Linked DNA regions of Homo sapiens: region 2 is linked to region 1. A link is an interaction called in ENCODE POLR2A ChIA-PET data of the cell type or tissue named here. Cell type or tissue: HepG2. All regions are shown on one strand. Region 1 has its middle 26 kb from the start of GK. Region 2 overlaps GK (glycerol kinase).

Region 1 (5,000 bases):
TCACTATTTTGCCTATCCCAGGACCTGAGAACAGTGGCCACTTCTGGGACTATACAGGGATGTTCCCAATTCCAGAGGAGCTGGAATGCTAGTAATTTATCTGGAGAGGACAGATGTGGCTTCTTTATAATACCCCCTTGACAGTACTTCAGTTTACTGCAACCTGAAGGAAAACTTGCTATGTTAGTTTAGTACCTGAATTAAACCTGAGAAGCAATAAGATTCCTAACTGCTTAATTCCTTTACGTCTTTCCCTTCTTTATTTTGAGGTGTGTCTGCTGCCCCTGCTTCTGCATCAGTGCTTTTGCTCTTTTTTCCTTTTGTTTTGTTTGTTTGTTTTTAATTTTTTGAGACGGAGTTTTGCTCTGTCGCCCAGGCTGGAGTGCAGTGGTGCGTGATCTCGGCTCACTGCAACCTCTGCGTCCCAGGTTCAAGCGATTCTCCTGCCTCAGCCTCCGGAGTAGCTGGGATTACAGGCGCCCACCACCACGCCCGGCTAGTTTTTGTATTTCTAGTAGAGACAGGGTTTCACCATGTTGGCCAGACTGGTCTCAAACTCCTGACCTCAGGTGATCCACCCCCTTGGCATCCCAAAGTGCTGACATTACAGGCATGAGCCACCACTCCCGGCCAGTGCTTTTGCTCTTTTACAGAGTCCTTCATTTACTGATACAACTATAGCCTTTGCAGATAGAGAGGGGTCTTCTTCTGATGCAGACCAAGTACTCTGTTCTTGGCACGCCTCCTGAGAAAGTTTTACCATCCCTCAGATCCCCTGCTATAACACATTTCTCCTCATCAACTCTTCATTGACAAAAAGTTTGAGTTAGCAATACTTACTGTGTGCATGTCACACAGATACACACACACAAAACTGACTCTGGCAGTTTACATGGAAAAAGAAACGAGAATACAATTTGGCTTATAATTTATAATTCAATTTGCATAGAAACCCTATGCAAAATTTAGTAATAGAAGCTAATTTGAGGATAATAGAAGAATTGCTTCTATAATTACATAAAATCATACTGTTCAGGAATATCAATTCTTTTCTAAGGTCTCAAATGCGCATTTTCATGACCAATTATATATTTGTCTCCTAAACTTAATCTTCCCTCCTGATTTCATGGCATTAGTAGTATCCAACCCAGAATTTGAGAACATCAGAAAAAAAATTATCATCCGAAGTGAAGCTAATATGAATCAAAATGAAGGAGATTACTAATGAACAAGAGTGACCTACATAGAGAGTTGATATGTGTTATTAGGGAACTGAGCCCGAACTTAAGTGCAAATCTTCGAACTTCTAAGTCCAGAAATTTTACTCTTTAAGGTAGAGACAAAATTCTGGCTTGTTGTATCTTGGAGGGATGGTCAAAACTTAAGGCTGAGGTGGCTGTTCACGTAGGAGAATCCCTCGTTGTCAAAGGGCAGGGTTAGTCTCTTGTTTAGGAGGGCACTTCCTGTATTTGGTCTACCTGGCATTAAGTAAAGGTATGGCCTCATAATAGGCTCTCAGCAAATATTTGCTTGCTGCTTGAGAAGTGTTTTTTCTTCAGTATAATATTTTTTTAACCTGGTTTCGACCTAGGTGACAACCTCCACAATGGTTGGTTCTTAAGGAAATGGTATCAAAAGAATGAGTGCAGGGTGAGGAGGGTTTGGGGTTGGATTAGGAGTGGAAACTTTGCACGGCTTTGGGGATGTAAATACAGGGAAAGGCAGCTGAGAGACACACAATTATTGTGTCATTTTCAAGGCAATATAATGAGCTTCTTTCATCTGAATGGAGCTGCTTATGTAATGTGGGCGTGGGTGTTGGGTTGGGGGGATGAATAGGGAGCACGTTCATGCCTTTCTCCAAGCAGGCCTATAAGAACATTCCTGTCACCCCCTACCTCTTTCTCTCTTCTCCTTTCATTCTACCCACTAAGAGGAAAGACAGGAAGCAACAAAGTCCACTTCAAATCACACTAAGTAAAAAGCCAAGTATCCTTGTGTACTTAGCATGTTATTTAAATACGTTGCTGCTGATGATGACATACCGTGAAAAAGTTACATAATCTGGTTGTGAAATGCACAACAAAGAAAGGCAATATCTTCATTGGCAATTGTCTATAAGTTGCACACTGTAGGGACCAAGGGAAAACATTCCCTTCACCCTCTGAAGGTTTGCTGAAAATCACCGACAAAAGACAGACACAAATTTATTTGATCATAATTTTACACAAACGTGAGAGCATTCACAATGAAAACTCAAAGATATAGGAGAAACTGTCCATTTTCCTGCTAAGGTTCAACAAAGCACAGATAGCTGTGTAGAAATATGATCGGACAAAAAATGTGGGGAAACCAAGTAAGGCCTGTCTGTCTAAATTCTTCTTGGCCTCTGAGCATGCACTCCTTCCTTCTGGGTATGGGGCAGGTCCCTGTCTGGAGTGGGGGGGTCTCATGACAGTGAAACAAGGTAGATTAGATCGTTTGTCTTCATGGCCAGTTTCTACACAGAAAGGCAGGGAGAAAGTTAGAGTAATAATTTTAGGTTTTATGGCTGGCTTTGGGAGAAAGGGGTTCTGGCTTCTGACTTATTTTGGGGAAGAGGGATTCTAGTTTCTGTAGCTAGCCCTGGGGGAGAATGAGAGGCCAGCGATAAGAGGGCAGGAGAAAGTCAGAAATAACTGCTTCTGAGACCTTCATTTTGGGGTATCATTTTCTGAGACCCTACAACACCTATCTTTTCCTTTGCTCAGAGTTGAAAACCAACTTGCCCATCAACTTCAGAATTCACAAAAATGGGCACAGCAACTGAAAGACAGGTGTTATTATTCTTTTAAAATCCAAAGAAGGCCAATCCCAATGACCTTTATAAAGCTGTATTTCCTGAGTTAATGGAAAGAAAACTTTAGTATTAGAAATTTAATGGTGCCATGCTTTATTTTCTCTTATCCAAATAAGGTTTATTTCATAGCTTATCTTTCTTCTCTGCTCTGTGTCCTTATTTTTGGAAGTTTTAAGTTTGTAGTACATTTATCCTGACTACAGATCAAATGCCCTTTAGTGAAGAAGAACATATTGAGAAATCACAAATCATTGCTGTGTTTACATTTCTATTATAAGAGTTAAACATTTGTTTTAAGTAAGGGATTATTACTCTTAGTTGCTTCCTAATGAAGGTTGTTTAGCAAAGCCACTTCAAAACTGTGAGAACATGAAAATTTTGCATCTTTCTCACTTCGTATTTTATAGCAGGAATCAAAGTTCAGTCAGTGCTCTAACTTGCAGAGACCTCCAGCTTAGGTTAATAAAGAACTAGTTTTTTGTGTGTATTTTGTCTTTGTTGGGCAATATTTAATGGACTTGCTAATAGTTCTTTGGAAATTGAAGAGTTAGTTATGGAAGACCGAGAGAAGGGCAGGGAAAACATTACTTAGGTGAAGTAGCCTGAAAACTTAGTTCTAAGGCCATAACTTATTAACTGAATGACCTTGGGCAAATCACCTTGCTGAACTGAATTATTGGAATTGCACTTGAATTGAGGAAAAGGTAGCTGAAAAACCCTAACATGGAACAATTAGTATATTGGTCCTGAGCAAGCACTCTGGAATCAGACTGCCTGGATTCAAATTCCAGCTCGGTTGCCTACTGCATTTTACCTAGAGCAAGTTACTCAACCTTTCCATGTGTAAATTCACTATCTATAAAATGTGGATGAAAATAGTACCTACCACATAGAGTTGTATGATGGTTAAATGAGCTGGTATATGTAGAGCACATAGGAAGTTCTACTACTTCCATATAGGAGTTAGTATGCTTACAGTGGTCTTAATATTGAAATCGGTTAATGATCATTTCACGTACAGAATACTTTGCCACATACGATGCTTGAATTTTTATGATCATCAAGAAGAAAAAGGCCTTATGGATGACAACCAAAACCATCTACGCCCACAGAGCTCACTATTTACAATCATTAATGTAACTTTACTACTCCATCCTCCACTCTTTATTTTATTTTATTTTATTTTATTTTTTTGAGACAGAGTCTCGCTCTGTGGCCCAGGCTGGAGTGCAGTGGCATGATCTTGGCTCACTGCAAGCTCCGCCTCCCGGGTTCACGCCATTCTCTTGCCTCAGCCTCCCGAGTAGCTGGGACCACAGGCGCCTGCCACCACACCTGGTTAATTTTTTTGTATTTTTAGTAGAGACGGGGTTTCACTGTGTTAGCCAGGATGGTCTTGATCTCCTGACCTCGTGATCCACCGGCCTCGGCCTCCCAAAATGCTGGCATTACAGGCGTGAGCCACCGCACTCAGCCTCATTGTCTTTATTTTTAAAATTTTAAAATGTTTTTAAATTTTTTATTTTTTAAAAATATTTTATTTGAATTTTGGTGGGTACATAGTAGGTATATATAGATATATATATATATTTATGAGGTACATGAGATATTTTGTTACAGGCATGCAATGCATAATAATCACATCATGGAAAATGAGGTATCCATCCATTCAAGCATTTATTTATTCCTTGTGTTACAAACAATCCAATTGGACTCTTTTAGTGATTTTAAAATGTACAATTAAATTATTATTGACTACAGGCACCTTGTTGTGCTATCAAATACTAGGTTTTATTCGCTGTTTCTATTTTCTGTGTACTCATTAACCATTGGTAACTTGCCCCCACCACCCACCACTATCCTCTCCAGCCTCTGGTAACCATCCTTCCATTCTCTATGTCCGTACATTTTATTGTTTTGATATTGAGATCCTACAAATAAGTGAGAACCTGCAATGTTTATCTTTCTTTGCTGGGTTTATTTCACTTAGCAGAATGACCTCCAGTTCCATCCATGTTGTTGCAAATGACAGGATCTCATTCTTTTTTATTGCTGAATAGTACTCCATTGTGTATAAGTACCATACTTTCTTGATTCATTCCTCTGTTGATGGACACTTAGGTTGCTTCCAAATTCTAGCCATTGTGAACAGTGCTGCAAG
Region 2 (5,000 bases), 52 kb before region 1:
ATCACAAAACCTAGAACACAGAAAGGCACCTATTCTTTCATTGAATTAATTTTATATTAATTACTATAGTGAGTTCATCCATAATAAATTGAGATTATCACATCTATGTTATCAATTTTCAAGTCTACATTTGGAACCATCTAATTTCTCATTGCCCAGAATTAGCTTCTATTACAAGTTCAACACTCACTTTGTCGAAAACAAGGCCATTTTTTCTCTCAGGTTGGTACCCCCTAAATATTATTTAATTTCTTTCTGTTCTCTCAGGCTGAAAATCTCACAGGCCTGCTTTATTTTCTCCCTCCTCCTTATGCCCTATCCAATGTATAAACAATAAAATTTTTGTTGTTTATAAATTATCCAATCTAGGGTATTTTGTTATAGTAACCAGAATGGACTAAGAGAATGGGTTAGCTGCCTAGTGTATCAAGTCTACACTACTCTGCATAGCTTTTGGTGACCTCTATATCCTCACCAACTCCTAGTATATTTCACTTTCATTTCTTAATAATTTTTTCACTGGATATAGAACTGTATGTGGAAGTTACTTTCTTTGAGTACTTTAAAGGTTTCATTCCATCGCATTCTGACTTCCTTTGTTTCCACTGATAACTTAGCTGAAAGTCTTAGGGTCACTCTTTTGAAGGTTATATATCTTTTTTCCTCAGCTACTTCAAAACTTTATATCTTCATATCCCAGCATAAGTATGGTCTTCTGTATATTTATCTTGCCTAGGGATTATAGTGCTTATTGAATCTACAGCTTGCTATCTTTCATCAGTTTTGAAAAACTTTCTCCCATTATCTGTCTAATGTTATTTCTGCCTCGTTTTTTCTCATTCCTTTCCTTCTGGAAGTCCAATTACAAATATATTAAACTTCTTCACCTTTTCCCATATTTCTCTTAGATTCTTTTGTGCCTTTTCTAAACTTTTGTTTCTCTGTGCTTCAGTCTAAATATTTTACTCTCTCTCCCAGTTCTGATTTATCTTCCAGCTCACAAATTCATCTTCAGCTATGTCTCCTCTGATGGTAAAACCCCATCAATTGAGTTCTTAATACAGTTTTAGAATGTCCATTTAAACTGGACTTCCAATTCTTTGCCAAGATTATCAATCTCAATCTTGTCAATTAATTCCTTGAACATATTAATTATGGCTATTTTAAACTCTAAAAACTCTAATATCTGAATTTCTTGAGTCTGTTTCTAATGTCACTTGTTTCTGTTGCTTTTCAGTCACGTTTTGTTTTGTATGCATGGTTTTTTTAAATAGAAAACTAGATAATGCGTATGAAAAATTCTAGAGATTATTTGAGGCTCTAGATGATGTTGTCTTCCTCCAGAAAGGATTTACTCTTATTTCTGAAAGGAAGTTAGGCCACTAGCATTAGCAATCTCAGATCATCTTAATCCAATTAGTGTTAAAGATCATTTGAATCTGGGCTTCAATTCCTGTGAGGGTTGGTTTATTTTCAGTTTACCTCACTTCCAGGATTTGACCTTTCACAGTCCCAGTCCAAAGTCTGGGATTTTACCAACACTCATCCCCACCCTTGGCAGCCCTTGACTTCACCTTTTGCCTCCTTATCTTTATGGACCTGCAGAAGTGTGGCTTAGCCTGTCAGATACTCCTTTCAGAACCTACCGATATCTCCAGGAGATAAGCAATGCCAAATGCTAGGCTTATGTCTCTGGGCTTTCCTTCTGTCCTCACTGCCTTGGTAGCCTTCCAGTTCTTCAGAATTTTATTTCATTTTCATCCAGCTTTTCTGGTTGTTCTCCGCATACTGGTGTGTTTGAAACAACCCATTCCACCATCATGGGATGGCTAAACTCTCCTTTATCATCTGTTTTGCCTCAAGCTGCCCCGTGTTTTAAGTCTACACTACACTGCATGGCTTTCAGCCCCCTCTATATCCTCACCAACCCCTGTCTACCCAAATTAGAACACAAGCTTTAAGGTTGGAGAGTGTTCATGTTTAAACTGTGGCTTTACTCTACTTATAGCTACATGCCATTGGACAAGTTATAGAGCTTTTCCACAATTAATTTATAAAATAGGGGTAGTAAAATCTGTTTCACAGGGTCAGTGAGATTAAATAATATGGGTAAAATACTTAGCACAATCCCAAAGTAATAGCAGTTAGCACTTACTGAGTATTATTATCGCTGCTAGTTCTACTAAAAATAAAAAAAAATGAGTCAACCTATGCATGAAACTCATCCATTTCTTTACTCTGGCAAAATATGTGTACACATTTTCACCTTCATAGCTTGTTCACATTATTCCTCAATTTTCTCTTTTCCTAACGCAATCCAATATACGCTTCAAGGCCCAAGTGAAGTTCAACCTCCACTGTGAAAAGTATGCTAAAATTTCAAAATCCATACTGATATGTACTTGCTCTAAGTCCTTTTCAACCTATCAACACATGATTTATCAACTATTCCCTAATTTTGTTTTATGGATTGTTCCCTAATCTAGTTTTCTCTTTCCAAAACTAGATTATAAAGTGCTTAAAAAAACAGCCAATATAATTTGTATCCTTTATAGTACCCAAGATAACATCAAACATGTAAGAGGTTCTCAAAACATGTATGTGGCTCAGGATAGAAGAAAAGAGTTCCTCATATCCTATGAACATTTGAATTAATACTGCAAAGCACGTAGAATGGGGGAGGGGTGCAGAGGGACACAGGCAGAAGAGAAGGAAATAAGTAAATAAGAACATCACAGAAAGATTTTCTAGTAAAACATTTACTTAAATCTTTACTGTAAGCATAACTTCAGCTTACCTAGTTGCATTATTTGAAAAATAACAATCCAAAGTCCAAAGTTCCATTTTTACAATTCAATGTTTAGAATATAACTGGAACTAGCCGGGCGTGCCAAGGTGGGCAGATCACCTGAGGTCGGGAGTTTGAGACCAGTCCGGCCAACATGGTGAAACCCTGTCTCTACTGAAAATACAAAAATTAGCCGGGCATAATGGTGCACACCTATAATCCCAGCTACTTGGGAGGCCGAGGCACGAAAATCACTTGAACCTGGGAGATAGAGCGAGCCGAGATTGCACCACTGCACTCCTGCCTGAGTGAAAGAGAAGACTCTGTCTCAAAAAAAGAAAAAAAAAAAAAAAGCTCAGAATTTAACTGGAACTTTCTGGTTTGCCTGAGTAGGCTCTTCCTTTCATTAAGAAAACAAAAGAAAGTAAAACCTTAACTAGTTCAGGAAGTTAGCTAACATTGATCTATCAAAGGATACTCTCCTAAATACTAGTCATTAAATAGTCTGTCTTATATTCAAAATGAATTACTCATGAGAATGAGAACAAAATAAACATTTAAAACATGTACTTCTGGCTGGGTGTGGTGGCTCACACCTGTAATCCCAGCACTTTGGGAGGCTGAGATGGGTGGATCACTTGAGGTCAGGAGTTCAAGACCAGCCTGGCCAACGTGGTGAAACCCCATCTCTACTAAAAATACAAAAAAAAAAAAAAAAAAATAGCTGGGCATGGTGGTGGGCGCCTGTGATCCCATCTACTGGGGAGGCTGAGGCAGGAGAATCGCTTGAACCCAGGAGGTGGAGGTTGCAGTGAGCCGAGATTGTGTCATTGCACCCCAGCCTGGGCAACAGCAAGACTGTCTCAAAAAAAAAAAAACAGAGGAAAGAAAAAAAAAAAAAACACCACAGAAAAAGATGTACTAAAAGGATCTTTAGTTGTAATTCTTTCAAATTTTTTGAGAATTTAATTTTTTATCATAAATACAGAAAACATACTAAATACTTTCTTATAATACAATAACATTAAATACTTTAACTTTTAATAAAGATTATTCCCCCAAAATTATCCCCTCTCTGATAATTTCTGATTCCATTCCCCATCCCACAACTTAGTATTTAATTGATAAAAAATTGTGCTTTGCTTTCTGACACAATGAAGTCTTTTAGTGATTGTAATTTAGAACAAAATTTTCCTTTTAGGAAGTGGTAGTATCATTCGGTGTTCAACAACTGTCATGCTAATAATGATGCTAAAATATACTCAGGATCATTTACACCTAATAAGTTGTGATACCTAAAAGTGGTATATTTGAGATTTGGGGTTTTTTAAATCCCTGCTCAAATAGCCACATTTGTAGAAGAAGCAGCTAAAATTCGAATATTCTATTTTTATAACCTTAGAAGAATAATTCAAATTCCTAGATGGAAAGACAAACACACAAGTACTTTATAGAAAAATGACTGTGAACACACGTAATTTTAATTTTTTGAGGGTAAGGAGGTAAGATCTCTTTTAGATGTCACAAACAGCAGGGGTTATAAAACAATTTGGCAAACATTCACTCATTTGTAAGACAATCTGCAAGAGGAGAGAGCATGGGAGAGTTAATTCACTATGTGAATATGTATGATCCAAAAATGGTAAATATACAACAGTTAATTTCTTAGCAGACTCTTCTGCCCATCCCATCAAGATTATAGGTACCATGACTGCATGTGTTTTTTTTTTTCTTTCTTTTTTTTTTTTTGAGATGGAGTCTCACTCTCTTGCCCAGGCTGGAGTGCAATGGCAAGGTCTTGGCTCACTGCAACCTCTGCCTCCCAGGTTCAATCAATTCTCCTGCTTCAGCCTCCCGAGTAGCTGGGACTATAGGTGTGTGCCACCACACCTGGCTAATTTTTGTATTTTTAGTAGAGATGGGGTTTCACCATGTTGACCAGGCTGGTCTTGAACTCCTGACCTCGTGATCCACCCACCTCAGTCTCCCGAAGTGCTGGGATTACAGGCGTGAGCCACCATGCCTGGCGACTGCATGCTTTTTTAGCAAGATATTTTAATATGACCACATTTGCAATGTGAAGAAAGGCCCTACATTTGACATCCATGCATGACAGCTTACCCACAGCATTGTAGAGAGGCTCTCCAGTTATCTTGTCCCAGACTACAGTGGTTTCCCTCTGGTTGCTGACACCAATAGCTTTAAAGAGAAA

The links. ChIA-PET counts read pairs that join two places held together with the same protein. Peaks named below come from ENCODE experiments on the same cell type or tissue, not always from the same donor. Only the 100,000 strongest peaks of a DNase experiment are listed, where the experiment ranks them.
Region 2: POLR2A ChIA-PET joins it to region 1 with 9 read pairs; 2 of 35 experiments call an interaction of 5 or more read pairs at or near these places.

Annotation. Positions count from the first base shown.
Region 1 is chrX:30,624,961-30,629,960 of GRCh38, reverse strand. No RefSeq gene overlaps it. Among named protein-coding and RNA genes, the nearest start is that of GK, 26 kb to the left of the region's middle. In HepG2, no CTCF peak of the experiment used is centred here; DNase peaks (open chromatin) are centred at 1,520, 1,920 and 3,380.
Region 2 is chrX:30,677,362-30,682,361 of GRCh38, reverse strand. It overlaps GK (glycerol kinase), which reads right to left. Exons shown (of 21, transcript NM_001205019.2): 4 at 4,910-4,987. Among named protein-coding and RNA genes, the nearest start is that of GK, 26 kb to the right of the region's middle. In HepG2, no CTCF peak of the experiment used is centred here; a DNase peak (open chromatin) is centred at 2,801.